2 separate regions of the Homo sapiens genome follow, and region 2 is linked to region 1. The links are chromatin loops, found by intact Hi-C in ENCODE. Cell type or tissue: heart right ventricle. All regions are shown on one strand. Each heading gives the region's core, and the rest is flanking DNA. Links, peaks and the distances in the headings are about the cores only.

Region 1 (9,734 bases), core at 4,073-8,072:
TTTTCAGTAGAGATGGGGTTTTGCCATGTTGGCCAGGCTATTCTTGAACTCTTGACCTCAAGTCGTCTACCGCCTCGGCCTCCCAAAATGCTAGGATTACAGGTGTGAGCCACCGCACCAAGCCAAATGTTACTTCATTAGAGAAACTCCCCCTGAAGAAAACTTCCTTCCTGCCAGTTGCTTTTCTGTCCCCATACTCTGTTTAATATTCTTCTAGAATATTCTTCTAAAATGTAGCAATTTTTTGTATCTATTCTAAAAATGGAGGCCAAGGAAGGCAGATCACTTGAGGTCAGGAGTTTGAGACTAGCCTGGCCAACATGGTGAAACCATGTCTCTACTAAAAAGGGTAAGATTTTGAGGCTGCAGTGAGCTATGACGGCACCATTGCACTCCAGGCTGGGCAACAGAGCGAGACACCATCTCAATAAAAAAAAAAAAAAGCAGGGTGCGGTGGCTCAAGCCTGTAATCCCAACACTTTGGGAGGCTGAGGCAGGCGGATCATGAGGTCAGGAGTTCGAGACCAGCCTGCCCAACATAGTGAAACCCTGTCTACTAAAAATACAAAAAAATTAGCCGGGTATGCTGGCAGGTGACTGCACCATAAAAAATGTTCAAGATTAAACAGGGGGACGGTGAGGTAACCCAGAAATAAGCAACAGCAGAAAGCGCCACCACCACAAAACCAGGAGAGGAAGATGTGGTTTCTGGAGCCTGGGAGCTGGTGAGAGCCAGAAACTCATAGGAGGGAAAGAAGTGCTGCAGACATGGTCCCCAGCAGAGCGAGGCGGGGAAGAGCCCAGCCTGTCCCCCGCTCCAGGCTCTATCTCCCACCAGTGCCTCCCACGGGCTGAGCCCAACAGGGACAGGCTGATGAAGCCCAGGCAATGGTGCCTTACTGGGTGGATCGAAGGAGGGACAGGGTTGGCCCAGGGGTGACACGACACTGGGGTGGTTAGGTCCACAAACGTGGCTCATGCCTGTAATCCCAGTACCTTGGGAAGCTGAGGCAGGAGGATTGCTTGAGCCCAGGAGTTCAAGAGCAGTCTGGGCAACATAGCAAGACCCCATCTCTAAAAAACGTTTTTAAATTTCTGGGCTCAGTGGCTCATGCCTATAATCCCAGCACTCTGGGAGGCCGAGGCAGGCGGATCACCTGAGGTCAGGAGTTCAAAACCAGCCTAGCCAAAATGGCAAAACCCCGCCTCTACTAAAAATACAAAAATTAGTTGGGTGTGGTGGCGCATGCCTGTAATCCCAGCTACTTGGGAGGCTGAGGCAGGAGAATCGCTTGAACTCGGGAGGCCGAGGTTGCACTGAGCCAAGATCGCACCACTGCACTCCAGCCTGACAGAGCGAGACACTGCGTCAAAAAAACAGACAACAACAACAGAAAAAGTTTTAAAATTACCAGCCGGATGCGATGGCGCACACCTGTAGTCCCAGATACTTGGAGGCTGAGGTGGGAAGATCTCTTGAGTCCAGCACTTTGGGAGGCCAAGGTGGGCGGATCACCTGAGGTTGGGGGTTTGAGACCAGCCTGACCAACATGGAGAAACCCCATCTCTACTAAAAATACAAAATTAGCTGGGTGTGGCGGCGCATGCCTGTAATCCCAGCTACGCGGGAGGCTGAGGTAGGAGAATTGCTTGAACCTGGGAGGAAGAGGTTGCGGTGAGCCGAGATTGCACCATTGCACTCCAGCCTGGGAAACTCTGTCTCAAAAAAACAAAACAAAACACAACAAAAACCCAAAAAGAGCAGACTGACCAGGCCGTCTGGGTTCATAACCTGGCTCTGCCACTGACTCGCTGGGTGACAGGCACCTCAGAGCCTCAGTTTCCCCACCTGACAATGGAGACAAAGCTAATCTCCCCCTCCCCAGGGGCTCTGGAAGTGGGGCAGGATGGGGCTGCGCAGGCGCTCGGAGACAAAGGCAGGGCCTGTCATCTTTCCTGCGTCCACGGGGTGGCACTTCCTTCCTGCCTTCCGCCTTTTGTTTTGGGACGCTTCCAAAACGCCCCTGGGAGGGAAAACTGAGCAGCCCACACAGGAAGCGTCCTGGAGCCTGCACACAGGCGCTCGATAATTGCTCGATTGACGAAATTGGTGCTCAACCAAGTGGCAAACAGGATAAGCGGGCTCAGATGGCCAGGAAAACGGGAGGGCCTGGGAGGTGGCGGCTCGAGGGTGCTGAGACTGAGACGGGAGGGTGGGCAGGACCGGGGTGCATCCCCAGGCAGGGGTGGGGACTGGGAGCACAGCATGGGTGGGGCATGGCCCAGAGGAGAGGCCAGAGGTGATGGAAGGTTCTGGTATTCGGCCTTGGCTGCTGCATTGGGAGCTTGTATCAGAGCTTTGAGGGTGACACAGACATGCAGACATTCAGTTTCCTGACAATCCATCGTTCTGCCCCGATGGTCGCCAAAGGGAGGGAGGGTTGACAGCCACCCATTTTACAGAGAGAAATAGGAGGCTCGGGTCACTGTGGCTGGATTCTGATCCTCGCCGGTTCCAGTTCTCTGGCTCAGAACGGGGCCCTGGTAAAATGCGCTGCTGGCTCCCTGGTCTATAGGCTCAGCACCCACCCACCCACCCACTTGTCCTGCAGGGCTGGGGGCAGCCTGCAGCTTGGGGAACGCCACCCCTGCAGGCTGGTGGTCCTGTCCTGTCTCCGCAGGCTCAACAGCTCTGGCCAGGACAGGGTGGAAGGTGGGAGGAATTTGTCCCACTCCCAGCAAGTCTGACACCCACAACTAGTGTCCCCTGCTGTCCCTCCCCTTCTCCTGTCCCCAGGCCGTTCCCCTTCCAGCAGCCCGAGGCATCCCAGACCACAGCTGTCTGCAGTGAGTCAGCCTGGAGCCTCTGGGCTGAGCCGCGGCTGCCAGAGGGAGGTGGGGAGAGGGGTGCAGGCTGCCCTGCCCTGCAGCTGGCCCTGGCCTAATCCCCTCCCCGCTCCCCAGTCTGGGGTCAGCACCCTCCTCCCTTGCAGGCAGTGATTTTCCGTGATGATGAAGGAATAAAAAAGCCACGGAGGGTTCTGAGTGGGAGTCCCTGGTCCCCATCACCCCACTGAGCATGGCCGCTGGGGTTTCCTGGCAACTTTCTGCTCCATCCGGAGCCGTCCCTCCCCTGGGCTGGGCTGCTCTGGGGCTGTTCCTGGGATGGGGAGCGGGGAGCTTGGGAGTAAATAGTGACATCAGCCACCTAGACAGGCGGGGCCACTGTGTCAAGGGGCCATGTCAGGTTCCCTTCTCCCAGAGCTGGGGCTTGTCTTGGAATTGGAAAATCCTCCCCACATTGCCCTGTGGACTGCAGGCCTGGCGTGATCAAGGACCCCTGCCCTCCTGCCATCCCCCTTGGTCTCCTCCATGCCAGCCTTGCTGTTTCCCCTGCCTGGCTCACAGTCTCCACACCTTTATCCCCTGGGGGCTCAAGTCTGGGACAAATGACACCTCCTCCCTGGGCCTCCCACAGAGCCACAGAGCGTCACCCCCCACCACCCCACAGCGTTCATTTGTGGGTCAGGATTAAGAGCACAAGCTCTGAACACACTCAGCTCAGATTAAAGCCCTGGCTCTGCCACCCGTCTACAGAAAAACTGACACAGTGGCCTCCACTGGGGTGTGGCTCCATGAAGGAGGGTCTGGCGGGCCACAGGCTTACAGTACTCATTTCTCTTTTCTTTTCTTTCTTCCTTCATTTCCTTTCTCTCTCTCCTTCCTTCCTCCCTCCCTCCCTTCCTTCCTTCTTTCTTCCTTTGTTTCTCTCTCTTTTTTTTTTGAGACGGAGTCTCGCTCTGTCGCCCAGGCTGGAGTGTAGTGGTGCGATCTCAGCTCAAGGCAACCACCACCTCCTGGGTTCAAACGATTCTCTTAGCCTCCTGAGTAGCTGGGATTACAAGCACGCACCACCACGCCTGGCTAGTTTTTGTGTGTTTAGTAAAGATAGGGTTTCACCATGTTGGCTGAGCTGGTCTTGAACTCCTGACCTCAAGCAATCTGCCCCACCTCGGCCTCCAGAAGCGTTGGGATTACAGGCGTGAGCCACCACACCGGCTTCTCCTCTCCCTCTCCTCTTTCTCCTTTTCCTTCCTTTCTTCCTTCCTTCCCTTCCCCTTCCTTCCTTCCTTCCTTCATTCTTTCTTCCCCCCGCTCCCCCCTCTTTTTTTTTGAGACAGGGTCTTGCTTTGTCACCCAGGCTGGAGCGCAGTGGTGCAATCCTAGCTCACTGCAGCCTTGACCTCCCAGGGTTGAGGCAATCCTCCCACCTCAGCCTCCCAAGTAGCCAGGACTACGAGTGCACGCCACCATGCCTGGCTAATTTTTTAGTTTTTTTTTGTAGAGACAGGAGTCTCACTGTGTTGTCCAGGCTGGTCTTGAACTCCTCGGTTCAAGCAATCTTCCTGCCTTGGCCTCCTAAAGTGCTGGGATTACAGGCGTGAGCCACAGCACCTGGCCCAGTCCACATTTCTAAGTAAATATGGGAGGCCAGCCAGGTGCAGTGGCTGTAATCCCAGCACTTTGGGAGGCCGAGGTGGGTGGATCACCTGAGGTCAGGAGTTCCAGACCAGTCTGGCCAACATGGTGAAATCCCGTCTTTACTAAAAATACAAAAATTAGCCGGGCGTGGTGGCTCATGCCTGTAATCCCAGCACTTTGGGAGGCTGAGGCGGCAGATCACAAGGTCAGGAGATCGAGACCATCCTGGCTAATACGGTGAAACCCGTCTCTATTAAAAATACAAAAAATTAGCCGGGCATGGTGGCAGGAGCCTGTAGTCCCAGCTACTCAGGAGGCTGAGGCAGGAGAATGGTGTAAACCCGGGAGGCAGAGCTTGCAGTGAGCCGAGATGGTGCCACTGCACTCCAGCCCAGGTGAGAGTGTGAGACTCCGTCTCAAAAAAACAAAATAAAACAAAAAATACAAAAATTAGCGGGGCGTGATGGCAGGTGCCTGTAGTCCCAGCTACTTAGGAGGCTGAGGGAAGAGAATCACTTGAACCCGGGAAGCAGAAGTTGCAGTGAGCCGCGATCGCATCACTGCACTGCAGCCCGGGTGACAGAGCAAGACTCCATCTCAAAAAAAAAAAAAAAAAAAAGGGAGGCCACTGGAGGTTGTGGGGCCACCATGAGAGTCGACAAGGGTGGCCCACATTCCTAGATGAGTTGCCTGGAGGCTGTAGTCCCAGACCTCAGGGGGGTCCCCTCCGGAACCCAAACACTGTCATGCCAATGACACAAAACTGGTCTTCCTGGCCTCTCCCATCCTGTCCAGCCTAGAAGGGAGACTGAGACTTCAGATCCGACAACCATGGGTTCAAATCCAGCCTTGAAAACTTCCCATGCACAGGCAAGCCCCATTGCGATCTGTTTCTTTTCTTTTCCTTTCTTTCTTTTTTTTTTTTTTTTTTTTTTTGAGACAGTCTTGCTCTGTCACCCAGGCTAGAGTGCAGTGGCGTGATCTCGGCTCACTGCAACCTCCGCCTCACAGGTTCAAGCGATTCTCCTGCCTCAGCCTCCCAAGTAGCTGGGATTACAGGTGCCCATCACCGTGCCCAGCTAATTTTTGTATTTTTAGTAGAGACGGGAGTTTCACCATCTTGGCCAGGCTGGTCTCGAACTCCTGACCTCGTGATCTGCTTGCCTCAGCCTGCCAAAGTGCTGGGATTACAGGGGTGAGCCACTGTGCCCGGCTGCGATCTGTTTCTTTTAACCGTAAACTGGGAAGAACTTTGACCACCTCTTAGTCCAGAACTATCAGGGAAGGGGCACTGAATGCCAGGCTGGAGGAGGGTTGCATGAAAGGCTTGACCCCAGCTACTCAGGAGGCTGAGGCAGAAGGACTGTTTGACCTGATGAATTCGAGGCTGCAGTGAGGCTGTGATCGCGCCACTGCACTCCAGCCTAGGCAATAGAGTGAGACCCTGTCTCTAAAAAAAAAAAAAAAAAAATGGCTCAGCCATCCCAAGCTGCTCCCAGCTGCCTGCCCCTCTAGGTGGCCCCCACTACTGGCCTGAGGATGCACTTTATCCCCGCCAGGGCCTGAGGAGTCCTGGGGAAAGGTACCCAAGTCTAGTCCTCAGGAGAAGCCGCCCAGGGAGCACTAGGGCCCGAGGAAGGGTTCAACCTCGAGACTCCATAGCCCCTGGGCTCCCGTCCCCAGAAACACCAGTTACGAGCAGGGGGCTGGCCATGGTGTGAATTCATGACCTGCACACCTCTTGCCGTAATGACTAAGTGGCTAGAGCTTCAGGCTGCCCCACTGCTGCCCTCTGGAGCTCGAGCAGGTGCAGGTGTGGGTGCCCACCCTGGCTTGGCCTCTTCTCACCTGGGTGGCTTCGGACACAGGGTGGACTCCTCAAAGGGGCTGCTTCCCATCTGAGAAGCCAGCATAATCCTCCAGGGGCTACTGATATACACACGCTGCCCCTGGTCCTGAGTTAGATCACCCTGCCCCTAGGGAGGGCTTGGGGGCTTCACTGCTGAAGTTCAGACTCCAGGGTGGTCCTTGTCCTGTGTGCCTCAGTTTCCCCATCTGTAAAATGGATGGTCCTGGGGCTGAGCCTCAGTGCTGCAGGGACTAGTGTGGAACCCTGTGTCCTGGTGCCTGAAACCTTACTCCCACCTCAGCAGGGCTGGGCTGAGCCATCAGCAAGCCTCTGGCCGGCCTCCATCATTCAGGAAAGAGCCGGTGGCTGAAGGCACAGCTCTCAGAGGGAGAACAAACGGGGGCGGGGGTGGGATGGGGGCGGGGCCGGAGGCCACCGGCCTCAGGCTGTCCTGGGCATCCAGCCAGTGCTGGGCAGTGAGTCAGGGGCCAGGCATGTGGAGTGGGGCCTCTCCCAGCCCCGGAGATCAGGCACCTCCCGGAACCCGCCTGCTGGGCCCCCACCAGGCCGCGTTCCTCTCCCACTCGCTCTCCCCATAGAGGGGACCCTGGACCTGCCTGGGGGGGACGAGGATGGGGATGTGGCTGGTGGGCACAGGGCCTCTCTGAGCCCCGGCACAGGCCGCCTGATGGGACCGTCTCTTCCTTGGGGAAACTGAGGCCCAGGTTGCTGGGGTGGAGGGGATGTGGAGTGACAGGGCAGGGCAATGGCTCCTCGGCCCCCTCCGGGAACAAAGCCAGGTCATTCCTGTGGGGAGGGAGCGCCAACCCCAGGGTTGGGGGGGGCACGGGCCCTGGGTCAGGGGTACAGATAAGCCTGGGCTCCCAGAACCCTTGTCACAGCGGCACCCCTGCCCCATGCCTGCTTTCTCTCCAGGGCACTCAGAGCTGCAGTTTGCAGGACGAGAGGGAGACGTGCCCAATCCCCCCATCCCAGGACGCTCAGCCGTGCGTGGGCTGGGCCCACTCCACTCCCGGCGCCCACAGTTGCCCCAGTGAACCGGCCAGTGGAGGCATCCTGTCCCGTGTGCGGGAAAGGAATGACCGCCAAGGTGACAGCAGCGCTTAGCCAACCCTGGCGCTGACACCTGACTTGCAAACTGCTCCCTGCCTGAGGCTTCAAGGCAGGCGAGAGGCTTTGTGTGTGTGACTTCCTCCCCGAAGGGACACTGGCAACAGCTGGAGACATTTCCTGTTGTTAAGGCTGAGGGGGAGCTGCTGGCATTTGGTGGGTGGAGGCCAGGGATGACGTTAACTGTTCTACTACGCCCAGGACAGCCCCCAACACACACAACAGCCTGGCCCAATGTCACGAGAGCTGAGGTGGAACAGCCCTGTTCTGCTTCAGGTCTTCAGGTCTTTGGGGGTCAAGGATGCAAATAGAGGACTCTGCTCCCAATTCAGCTCACATAAAAGAACCGGCCGGGCGCTGTCGCTCATGCCTATAATCCCAGCGCTTTGGGAGGCCGAAGTGGGAGGATCGCTTGAGCCCAGGAGTTTGAGACCAGCCTGGGTAACATAGCAAGATCCCATTTCTACGAAAGTACAAAAATTACCTGGGCACGGTGGCATGCACCTGTAGTCCCAGCGGCTTGGGAGGCTGAGGTGGGAAGTTTGCTTGAGCCCAGGAGGTTGAGGCTGCAGTGAGCCGAGATCATGCCAGTGCACTCCAGCCTCGGCGACAGAGTTAGACTCTATCTCAAAAAAGAAAAAAGAGAGAAAACCCACCAACTTGGAAAATTAAAACAGCCCCAAGGGCATCTAGGAACAGTTAACTGCACATCTAAACCCAGGCCCGCCGTTCTTAGAAGCTCTGCAAGCTGCATGGACTGACTCCTGACATTTCAGGGCTAGACTCAAAAATCCCTTTAAAAAAATTTTGTTTCTGAGACGGAGTTTCACTCTTGTCCAAGCTGGAGTGGAATGGCACGATCTCGGCTCACTGCAACCTCCACCTCCTGGGTTCAAGTAAGTCTCCTGCCACAGCCTCCAGAGTAGCTGGGATTACAGGTGCCCGCCACCATGCCTGGCTAACTTGTATTTTTAGTAGAGATGGGGTTTCACCATGTTGGCCAGACTGGTCTTGAACTCCTGATGTCAGGTGACCCACCTGCCTTGGCCTCCCAATGTTGCTGGTACTACAGACATGAGCCACCATGCCTGGTCTCTTCTTTTTTTTTTTTTTTTTTTTTTTTGAGACAGTCTCGCTCTGTCGCCCAGGCTGGAGTGCAGTGGCTCGATCTCGGCTCACTGCGAACTCTGCCGCCTGCGTTCACGCCATTCTCCTGCCTCACTCAGCCTCCTGAGTAGCTGGGACTACAGGTGCCCACCATCATGCCCGGCTAACTTTTTGTATTTTTAGTAGAGATGGGGTTTCACCGTGTTAGCCTGGTCTCGATCTCCAGACCTTGTGATCCGCCCACCTCGGCCTCCCTAAGTGTTGGGATTACAGGCATGAGCCACCGCGCCCGGCCCCCTTTTTTTTTGTTGTTGACACAGGGTCTCACTTCGTCCCCTAGGCTGGAGTGATGTGGCGCAGTCGTAGCTCACCACGGCAACTTCCTGGGCTCAAGCGATCCTCCCACTTCAGGCCCCGAAGTAGCGGGGGATACAGGCAGGCACCACCATGCCCGGCTAATTTATTTTTTTCTTAGTAGAGGTGGGGTTTCGCAATGTTGCCCAGGCTGGTCTCAAATTCCTAGACTCAAGTGATTTGCCCGCCTAGGCCTCCCAAAGTGCTGGGATTACAGGCATGAGCCACAACAGCTGGCCCCTTTCTAAGACAGGGTCTCATTCTGTCACCCAGGCTGGAGTGCAGTGACACTACCATGGCTCACTGTAGCCTCAACCTCCCAGGCTCAAGTGATCCTCCTGCCTCAGCCGCCCGAGTAGCTGGGACTACAGGCAAGCACCACCAGACGCTGTTAAAGCTTACTGTTCCCTCTGCCTAAAAACGCCCCTCTCTGATTAAGAACTGCACTTAAGTTCAGTCGTGGAAAGGGACATGATGAAACCCAAGCCCAAGTTCACGGAACTAACACATTCAAGGGCAAAGCTGTATCTGGGGACAACTGTCAGTGGGACCCAACCTCCCTCTCTCCTCCCTCAGGCAGGCAGGTGGTGTGCACGCCTCCTTTCCTTAGCGGTACCCAAAACACCGAGGATGGGAGAGTGATGAACACATTGATTGGCCGGCCCTGGACTGGAGTACATGTTCAGTTAGGGTTTATTTTGGTATCTGTCATAGAAAACCCCCAAAACCAGCAGCTTACACAAGGTAGAAGTTGAGATTGGTTCTCCCCTTCTCTCTCCCATTTAAATAAGTTTGTGCTGATATCTGGCTC
Region 2 (10,273 bases), core at 3,704-7,703, 140 kb after region 1:
GGCAGAGGCCGCAATCTTGGCACTTTGGGAGGCCAGGGCAGGCGGCTGGGAGGTGGAGGTTGTAGCGAGCCAGAGATCACGCCACTGCACTCCAGCCTGGGCAGCATTGAGCACTGAGTGAGACTCCGTCTGCAATCCCGGCACCTCGGGAGGCCGAGGCTAGCAAGATCACTCGCGGTTAGGAGCTGGAGACCAGCCCGGCCAACACGGCGAAACCCCGTCTCCACCAAAAAAAATACAAAAACCAGTCAGTCGTGGCGGCGCGCGCCTGCAATCCCAGGCACTTGGCAGGCTGAGGCAGGAGAATCAGGCAGGGAGGTTGCAGTGAGCCGAGATGGCGGCATTACAGTCCAGCCTCCGCTCGGCATCAGAGGGAGACCATGGAGAGAGAGGGAGAGGGAGAAGGAGACCGTGGGGAGAGGGAGAGGGAGAGGGAGAGCTCTTTTTAATTTTTTTTGTAGAGGCCAGAGTCTTGCTATGTTGCCCAGGCTGGTTTCAAACTCCTGGCCTCAAGTGATCCTCCTGCCTCAGCCTCCTACAGTGCTGGGATTACAGGTGTGAGCCACTGCACCCAGCTGGCTATGTGGTTTCTTGTGCATCACTCTATCCCTAGTGCGCTGCACACAGCCTGGCACACAGTAGGTGCTCAGTAAGTGCTTTCTGAGTGAATGATTGGGAGAAGCAGAAAGTATTCCAAGGGAGGCATGGGCAATTGTTTTTTTGTGTTTTTTTGAGATGGAGTTTTGCTCTTGTTGCCCAGGGTGGAGTGCAATGGCACGATCTCTGCTCACTGCAACCTCCGCCTCCTGGGTTCAAGCAATTCTCCTGGGTTCAAGCGATTCTCCTGCATTCAAGTGATTCTCCTGCCTCAGCCTCCTGAGTAGCTGGAATTACAGGCATGCGCCACCACACTTGGATAATTTTGTATTTTAGTAGAGACGGGGTTTCTCCCTGTTGGTCAGGCTGGTCTCAAACTCCCGACCTCAGGTGATCCACATGCCTCGGCCTCCTAAAGTGCTGGGATTACAGGCGTGAGCCTCCGTGCCCAGCCAGGCAATTTTGTTAATCGCTGAATCTTCCAGTTTCCACATGCCTCCTCCTCTCTCCAACCCTTCTCGCCCTAACTTTTCCAGATTGTGCATGAAATTTCTAGATTGTGCATGAATGCCCTGCCCAGCCCTGCACATTCAGAATTCATTTGAATTGAACCTGAGAGGTGGAGGTTGTACCGAGCTGAGATGGTGCTACTGCACTCCAGCCTGGGCGACAGACCGAGACTCTGTCTCAAAAACAAACAAACAAGCAAAAACCACAAAAAACCTGTACATGAGCTGGGCAAGGCTGAGTGTGGTGGCTCACACCTGTGATCCCAGTGCCTCCAGAGGGTGAGGCGGGAGGAATGGCTTGAGGTCAGGAGTTTGAGACCAGCCTGGGCAACATAGTGAGACCCTGTCTATAAAAAAAATAAAGAATTAGCCAGGTGTAGTGGCGCATATCTGTGGTCCCTGCTACTTGGGAGGCTGACAAGGGAGGTTCGCTTGAGCCCAGGAATTTGAGGCTGCAGTGAGCTATGATTGTGCCACTGCCCTCCAGCCTGGGTGACAGAGTAAAAGACAATAGCAACAAAAACGCTGAATGAAATACAGCAAACATGCTTTTAAGTTATCAGCTAAGTTCACAAAAAAGTAAGAGAAATCTCCAAGGAACACAGAGGAGGGGAAGTTAGTGCTGAGGCGCCACATTCCTTGACCCTGTGAGATAAAGGCTGCAGTGAGCCGTGTTCACACTGCTGCACTACAGCCTGGGCAACAGAACAAGGCTCTGTCTCAAAAAAAAAAAAAGAAAAAGAGAAAAAGAAACCTCGTCTCCAAAAAAAAAAAAAAAATTAAAAATCAGCCTGTAGTCCCAGCTATTCAGGAGGCTGCGGTGGGAGGATCGCCTAATCCCAGGAGCTCCATGTTGCAGTGAGCTGTGATCAGGCCACTGTACTCCAGCCTGGGTGATAGAACAAGACTCCATCCCCTCCCCTCAAAATAAAAATAAATTGAAAAAATAAAGAACAAATTAAAACAAGGTCATTAGGATGGACCCTAATCCAAATGACCACTATCCTTATAAAATGAGGAGGTATGGGCTGGGTGCAGTGGCTCGTGCCTGTAATCCCAGCACTTTGGGAAGCTGAGGCAGGTGGATCATTTGAAGTCAAGAGTTCAAGACCAGTCTGGCCAACGTAGTGAAACCCTGTATCTACCCAAAATACAAAAATTAGCTGGGTGTGGTGGCGCATGCCTGTAATCACAGCTATTTGGGAGGCTGAGGCATGAGAACTGCTTGAACCTGGGAGGTGGAGATTGCAGTGAGCTGAGATTGTGCCACTGCAGTCCAACCTGGGGGACAGAGGAAGACTCTGTCTCAAAAAAAGAAAAAAAAAAAGAAAAGATGAGGTGATATGGACACAGAGACAAGCATTAAAGAAAGACTATGTGAAGACACAGAAACAAGGCAACTGGCTCTAAGCCAAGGAGAGAGACCTCAGAAAGAATCAACCCTGCTGACACCTTATTCTTGGACATACACCCTCCGGAACTGTGAAATGCCCTGTTTTATAAGCTTCCCTGTCTGTGGTGCTTGGTCATGACAGCCTTAGCAAACTCATACACGTCCCCTCTTCCCAACTGCTGCTTCCTGGCATCACCACCTCTCAGACAAAGTACTTGTATTAAATCCTTGTTTCAGTGGTGGCTTCCACGGAACCCAAACTAAGACAAGGCCACCCCAGGGTACAAAAGGTGGCATGGGGAAAGAAGAGAGTCTCTGGGGAGCATTGTCATGCAGAGAAAGGAAAGGAGAGGTCTTCAAGGAAGTAGAGCCAGACCTCAGTTTCAGAAGCCATTGTATTTGCTCCCAGAACCCATGAGAAAAAACTTCTGCTGTGGTGGTGGTGGTGAATCCCACAATAGGAAGCTTCTCTGTGGTTTTGAGCCACAAAAGAAAGTTGTAGCCCATTGTTTCATGGCCACAAAGGAAATGGTTTCCAGTTGGGTGATGGTTCGCTTGGGTTGCTGGGAGGATCTGACCTCAACCTTCCTGCTGCACCCTGGGCAATGGTGCATCTTCTCTTCCGGCATCTTCTCTCTCCTGTTTTTCAAGTTTACTCTTTTTTTTTTTTTTTTTTTTTTTTTTTTGATACGGAGTCTCACTCTGTCACCCGGGCTGGAGTGCTGTGGCGCGATCCTGGCTCACTGCAAGCTCCGCCTCCTGGCTTCAAGCGATTCTCATGCCTCAGCCTCCCGAGTAGCTGGGATTACAGGCATGTGCCACCATGCTCAGTGGCTAATTTTTGTATTTTTAGTAGAGACGGGGTTTCACCATGTTGGCCAGGCTGGTCTCAAACTCCTGACCTCAAGTGATCCATCTACCTCGGCTTCCCAAAGTGCTGGAATTACAAGCGTAAGCCACCACACCTGGCCCAAGTTTACTCTTTCTAAAAAGAATTTATTTGGGGTTTGCTCTGTTGCCCAGGTTGGATGCAACCTGGTGGTATGATCATAGCTCACTGTAGCCTTGAAATCCTGGATTCAAGTGATCCTCCTGCCTCAGCCTCCTGAGTAGCTGGGACTACAGGTGTCCATCACCTGACCCAGTAATTAAAATTTTTTTTTGTAGAGATGGGGTCTTGCTATGTTGCCCACACTGGTCTTGAACTCCTGGCCTCAAACAATCCTATTGCCTCCAATACATCTGGCCCAGGTTTACTCTTTTTTTTTTTAGACAGTATGTTGCTCTTGTTGCCCAGGCTGGAGTGCAGTGGCACAATCTCGGCTCACAGCAACCTCTGCCTCCTGGGTTCAAGCGATTCTCGTGCCTCACCTCAGCCTCCTGAGTAGCTGGGATTACAGGTGCGTGCCACCACCCCCAGCTAATTTTTTTGTATTTTTAATAGAGACAAGGTTTCACCATGTTGGCCAGACTGGACTCAAACTCCTGACCTGAAGTGATCCACCCGCCTCGGCCTCCCAAAGTGCTGGAATTACAGGCATGAGGCACTGCCGCTCAGCCCCCAGGTTTACTCTTTTTTTTTTTTTTTTCTTTTTTTGAGACAGAGTTTCACTCTTGTTGCCCAGGCTGGAGTGCAATGGCATGATCTCGGCTCACTGCAACCTCTGCCTCCCGGTTTCAAGCGATTCTCCTGCCTCAGCCTCCCGAGTAGCTGGGATTACAGGCATGCACCACTATGCCCTACTAATTTTGTTTTTTTTTTTTTTAGTAGAGACGAGGTTTCTCCATCTTGGTCAGGCTGGTTGTAAACTCCCAACCTCAGGTAATCCGCCCACCTTGGCCTCCCAAAGTGCTGGGATTACAGGCATGAGCTGCCGCGCCCAGCCAGGTTTACTCTTAATTTAAGGTTGAGCCCCTGGGCTGCACACTCAGCCTTGTGGATGGATGACTGGCTTTGGGCCAAGGTTTGGCTTGCAGCTTCTCCTCACTCTCAGCCTAGAGGCAAAAACTTTTCTTTCTTTTTGTTAAAAACAGCTTTACTGAGATATAGTCTACACAGTATAGAATTCACCCCTCGAAAGTGTACAATTCAATGGTTTTTCCTATATTCAGAATTGTACAACCATCACCCAGCCTATTTTGGAACACTGTCTCATCTCCTCAAAAAGCAGCTCCACAGCCTTTAGCTATCATTCCCCTATCCCCTCGTCCCTGCCGCCTCACCCCTAAGCAACTACGAATCTACTAGTCTGGACTGTCACATGAGTGCAATCATACAACATCTGTCATTTCGTGTCTGGCTTATTTCACATAGCTTAAAGTTTGTAAGATTCATCTGCAGCCTGTGTGACTGTATCATTCCTTTAAATTTTGTTTTAATTTTTAAAATTGAGATGGAATCTCCCATGTTGTCCAGGCTTGTCTTGAACTCTTCGGCTCAAACGATCCTCCTACCTCAGTCTCCCAAAGTGCTGGGATTACAGGCGTGAGCCACCGTGTCTGGACATTCATTCCTTTTTTTAATTTTTTTGAGACAGAGTCTTGCTCTGTCACCCAGGCTGGAGTGCAGTGGCGCTATCTCAGCCCACTGCAACCTCTGTCTCCTGGGTTCAAGCGATTCTCCTGCCTCAGCCTCCTGAGTAGCTGGGACTAGAGGTATGCGCCACCACGCCTGGCTAATTTTTGTGGTTTTAGTAGAGAAGGAGTTTCACCATGTTGGCCAGGCTGGTCTTGAACACCTGACCTCAGGTGATCCGCCCTCCTTTGCCTCCTAAAGTGCTGGGATTACAGGCTTGAGCCATCACGCCTGGCCGACATTCATTCCTTTTAAAGGCTGGATAATATTCCATTGTATGGATAGACCACATTTTATTTATCCGTTCATCAGTGGATGGCCCCTATGGACTATTGTTAGCGGTGCTCTTACGCCATTTGAGTTACACATTTTTGCATGGACATATGATTTCATTTCTCTTGGGTACGTATATACCTAGGAGTGGAATTGCTCGGTCATATGGTAATTCCACTTTTAATCTTTTTTTTTTTGTCCTGTAGAGGTGGATTCTCGCTGGTCTTGAACTCCTGGACTCATATGATCCTCCTGCCTTGGCCTCCCAAAGTGCTGGGATTATAAGCATAAACCACTGTACCCAGCCCTTTCTGTAATTTTTTTTTTTTTTGAGACAGTTTCATTCTGTCGCCCAGGCTGGAGTGCAGTGGCACGATCTTGCCTCACTGCAACCTCTGCCTCCTGGGTTCAAGCAATTCTCCTGTCTCAGCCTCCTGAGGAGCTGGGATTACAGGTGCTCACCACCACGCCCGGCTAATTTTTTGTATTTTTAGTAGGGTTTTAGTAGGGTTTCACCATGTTGGCCAGGCTGGTCTCCAACTCTTGACCTCAGGTGATCCACCCACTTTGGCCTCCCAAAGTGCTGGGATTACAGGCCGTGAGCCACCGCACCCGGCCCTATGTGTAACCTCTTGAGAAGCTCTCAGACTGTTCTCCAAAGCTGTTGCCCCAGCTGACATTCCCACCAGTGGTGTATGAGGGTTCTGATTTCTTTGTGTCCTTGTGTGAAAATACTTCTTTAACCAATTTTACAGATAAGACTAAAATATACTGAGGCCCAGCAACGAGCTCAAGCTCCCACAGCTACTGAGACACAGAGCTGGGGCAGGTGCCCAGGTATCCAGACTCCAGACATCAGGATTTGCTCATTTCATTGAGGCTTTAACAAAGACTCTGTGGATCTTTATTGAGCTCCTGTTACATACCAAGCACTGAAGACACACAGTGAACAAACCAATGTAGAAAGGACTCAGATAGCTTAAAATAATAATAGGCCAGTGCCCAGTAGCATACACCTGTAATCCCAGCACTTTGGGAGGTCAAGGCGGGATGATCACTTAAGCCCAGGAGTTTGAGACTAGCCTGGGAAACATGGTGAAACCCCATCTCTACAAAAAATCTAAAACTTAGCTGGTCATGGGTCAGGCACTCCCAAAGTGCAGTGCTCCCACTGTACTCCAGCCTGAGCGACAGAGCGAGACTCCTTCTCAAAAAAAAAAAAAAAAAAAAGGTTAGCTGGTCATGATGGGGGCACATGCCTGTAGTCCCAGCTATTCAGGAGGCTGAGGTGGGCGGACTGCTTGCGCCTGGGGAGGTTGAGACAGTAGTGAGCCAAGATCACGCCACTGCATTCCAGCCCCAGTAACAGACTGAGACCCTGCCTTAATAAAAAGGAAAAAAAAAGTTAAAAATTTAAAAAATATTTGAATTCAGGATGGCAGGGACTACATCTGTATTTTTTGGCATCACAATTGGCATACACTAGGTGCTCAATGGATGCTTATTGAATGAAAGGTTGAATGAATTAGTGAATGAGCAGATGTCACCCATCAGAAAGAATCACTGACCTTGGAGTCAGGAGACCCATCTTCAAATCTGGGCTCCTCTGTTCCAGGCAATGAGCCTCATCTGTTTTTTGTTTTTTGAGACAGAGTCTTGCTCTACTGCCCAGGCTGGAGTGCAGTGGTGCAATCTTGGCTCACTGCAACATCCACCTCCCAAGGTGAATCAATTCTCTTGCCTCAGCCTCTCGAGTAGCTGGGATTACAGGCATGCACCACTGTGCCCAGGTAATTTTTGTATTTTTTGTAGAGACAGGGTTTTGCCATGTTGCCCAGGCTGGTCTCAAACTCCTGACTTCAGGTGAACTGCCCACCTCAGCCTCCCAAAGTGCTGGGATGACAGGTGTGAGCCACCGCACCCGGCCAAGCCTCATTTGTAAAGTGGACATGACAATAGCACCTACCTCTAAGCATGGGAGTGAAGATTCTAGATCATTCTAGCACCTGGCATGAAGTAAAGGCTTCAATAAATGTATACACCAACTCTCCCAGATCTTCTGAAAGAGAAGCACAGAAAACAGTCTGAACACAGCCTGGAAGGAGAATTCCTGTGCTGGGTGGGTTATTTTCCATGAACCCCGAGGACCTGGCTAAGTTTCAGGTCAGAGCTGTTTTTTTTTCCCCCAAAATTCTCTCATTTGCTCTGGTCCAAGTGGAGATCCTGGTTCCCAGTGTCCCCCCTGCCCCCACCCCCTTCCCGCCAGGCGCAGCAGGGAGCGTCCGCTGAGACAGCAAGAAAACCCACCCAAGAATGCAGAGGCCTCAGCTGAGGACAGCACTTGTAATTCAGCTTGGTCACCCTTTAAAAACAATTGTAAGGCCAGGAGTATAATCAATGTACTCGTGCCTGTAATTCCAGCTCTTTAGGAGGCTAAGATGGGTGAATGGCTTGAGTCCAGGAGTTTGAGACCAGCCTGGCCAACATGGTGAAACACCGTCTCTATCAAAAATAATAAGAATAATAGGCCGAGCACGGTGACTCACACCTGTCATCCCAGCACTTTGGGAGGCTGAAGCGGGCGGATCACCTGAGGTCAGGAGTTTGAGTCCAGCCTGGCCAACATGGTGAAACCCCATCTCTACTAAAAATACAAACAATTAACGGGGCGTGGTGGCACATGCCTGTAATCCCAGCTACCTGGGAGGCTGAGGCAGGACAATTGCTTAAACTTGGGAGGCGGAGGTTGCAGTGAGCTGAGATCGCGCCATTGCACTCCAGCCTGGACGACAGAGCAAGACTCCCTCTCAAAAATAAAATAAAATAATAATAATAAAGGCAGATCTTTTTTTTTCTTCTTGGTCTTTTTATCCTATTATAGTAATAATAACTGCATAGTGCATGCTGAGATAAGAGGCAGTGGTCGCTCCAATCACTGCCTCTTCTGATGTCTCGTGGCCTCTTCCCTTCTGTGTCTAAATGTTCCTCTCCTCTCTTTCTCTCTCTCTCTCTTTTTTTTTTTTGAGACAGAGTCTCGCTTTGCCGCCCAGGCTGGAGTGCAGTGGCGCAATCTCAGCTCACTGCCACCTCTGCCTCTCGGGTTCAAGCAATTCTCCTGCCTCATCCTCCCGAGTAGCTGGGAGTACAGGCGTGCACCACCACATCCGGCATATTTTTGTATTTTAGTAGAGACAGGGTTTCACCATGTTGGTCAGGCTGGTCTTGAACTCCAGATTTCAAGTGATCCACCTTCCTTGGCCTACCAAAGTGCTGGGATTACAGGTATGAGCCACCATGCCTGGCTGGATTTTTCAAGAGACGCCTCAAATCCAGACTTCTCCATTGAAAATATTTTGAATTTTTATTTTATTATTATTTCTTTTAGACAGAGTCTCACTCTGTTGTCCAGGCTGGAGTGCAGTGGTACCATCATGGCTCACTGCAGCCTTGACCTTCTGGGCTCAAGCGGATCCTCCCGCTTCGGCCTCCCAAAGTGCTGGAATTACAGGTGTGAGCCACCACAGCTTGCCTTGTTTTTTTTTTTTTTTTGAAACTGGGTCTCACTGTGTCACCCAAGCTGGAGTGCAGTGGCACGATTTCAGCTCTTTGCATCCTCTGCCTCCCAGGTTCAAGCAATTCTCTTGCCTCAGGCTCCAGAGTAGCTGGGACCACAGGCGTGCACCACCACACCTGGCTTATTTTTTGTATTTTTGGTAAAGACAGGGTTTTACCATTTTGCCTAAGCTGGTCCCGAACTCCTGGGCTCAAGTGATCCTCCCACCTTGGCCTCCCGGAGTGCTGGGATTACAAGTGTGAGCCACCGCGCCTGGCCTCGTGCCTTGATTTTTTTAAAGTCAAAGTCACCAGCAAGCCATGAACATTATCTCTCTTCTTAAGGAAGAAAGGGACCAGGGTGGTGGCCTAGGCAACATAGGGAGACCCCGTCTCTACAAATAATATATATATAAAAAAAAACAACTAGCTGGGTGGGGTGGTGCATGGCTGTGGTCCCAGCTACTAGGGAGGCTGAGCTGGGAGGATCCCTTGAGCCTAGGAGCTGGAGGCTGGACTGAGCTATGATGGAGCCACTGTACTCCAGCCTGGGCAACAGAGTGAGACCTTGTCAAAAATAAAAAATAAAAAAATAAAAAATAAAAATAAATAAAAAAAGGAAGGAAGGAAAGGTCTCCTTCACCGGATGTGAACCCTTTTCCCAAATCTTGTGCTGTGTTTCTCAGCCCCCACAGGCAGCTGAAATATGTCATCACCCACCCACTGCTTCCTGTCTGTGTTAGATTTTTGGGAGCTGCCATAACAAATCATCACCAGCTTGCTGGTTTAAAACAACAAGAATTTATTCTTTTATTTTTTGAGACACAGTCTCCCTCTGTCGCCCAGGCTGGAGAGCAGTGGGGCGATCTTAGGTCACTGCAACCACTGCCTCCCAGGCTCAAGCGATTCTTCTGCCTCAGCCTTCTGAGTAGCTGGGATTATAGGCATGTGACACCATGCCCGGCTAATTTTTGTATTTTTAGTAGAGACAGGGTTTTGCCATGTTGGTCAGGCTGGTCTCAAACTCCCGACCTCAGGTGCTCCGCCCGCCTTGGCCTCCCAAAGTGTTGGAATTACAGGCGTCAGCCACCACGCCCAGCCCCCTAAAATTTATTCTTTCACTGTTCTGGATGCCAGAAGTCTGAAATCAAGGTGTCAACAGAGCCGTGCTGCCCCCAAAAGCTCTGGGGAAGGTTCCTTCCTTGCCTCTTCCAACTTCTGGTGGCCCCTGGTGGTCGCTGGATTGTGGCCACGTCACTCCAATCACTGCCTCTTCCATCATCTTGTGGCCTTCTCCCCTCTGTCTGTGTCCAAATGTTCCTCTCCTGTCTCTCTTTCTCTCTCTCATTTTTTTATGAGACAGAGTCTCACTCT

The links. Hi-C counts contacts between places; a loop is a spot of excess contacts. Peaks named below come from ENCODE experiments on the same cell type or tissue, not always from the same donor. Only the 100,000 strongest peaks of a DNase experiment are listed, where the experiment ranks them.
Region 2: it touches region 1 in a loop (3-fold over the local background); 19 of 110 quality-filtered maps call a loop at or near these places.

What each region holds. Positions count from the first base shown.
Region 1 is chr19:11,135,900-11,145,633 of GRCh38, forward strand. SPC24 (SPC24 component of NDC80 kinetochore complex) reads right to left here. Exons shown (of 5, transcript NM_182513.4): 5 at 9,594-9,734. Among named protein-coding and RNA genes, the nearest start is that of SPC24, 15 kb to the right of the region's middle. RefSeq lists enhancers at 5,356-8,128, 5,653-6,596, 6,597-7,539. In heart right ventricle, for the core only: a CTCF peak has its summit at 6,307 (motif pointing left); DNase peaks (open chromatin) are centred at 6,762 and 7,622; H3K4me3 peaks cover 994 bases; H3K27ac peaks cover 3,898 bases.
Region 2 is chr19:11,277,095-11,287,367 of GRCh38, forward strand. No RefSeq gene overlaps it. Among named protein-coding and RNA genes, the nearest start is that of TSPAN16, 14 kb to the right of the region's middle. In heart right ventricle, for the core only: no CTCF peak of the experiment used is centred there; no DNase peak of the experiment used is centred there; H3K27ac peaks cover 944 bases.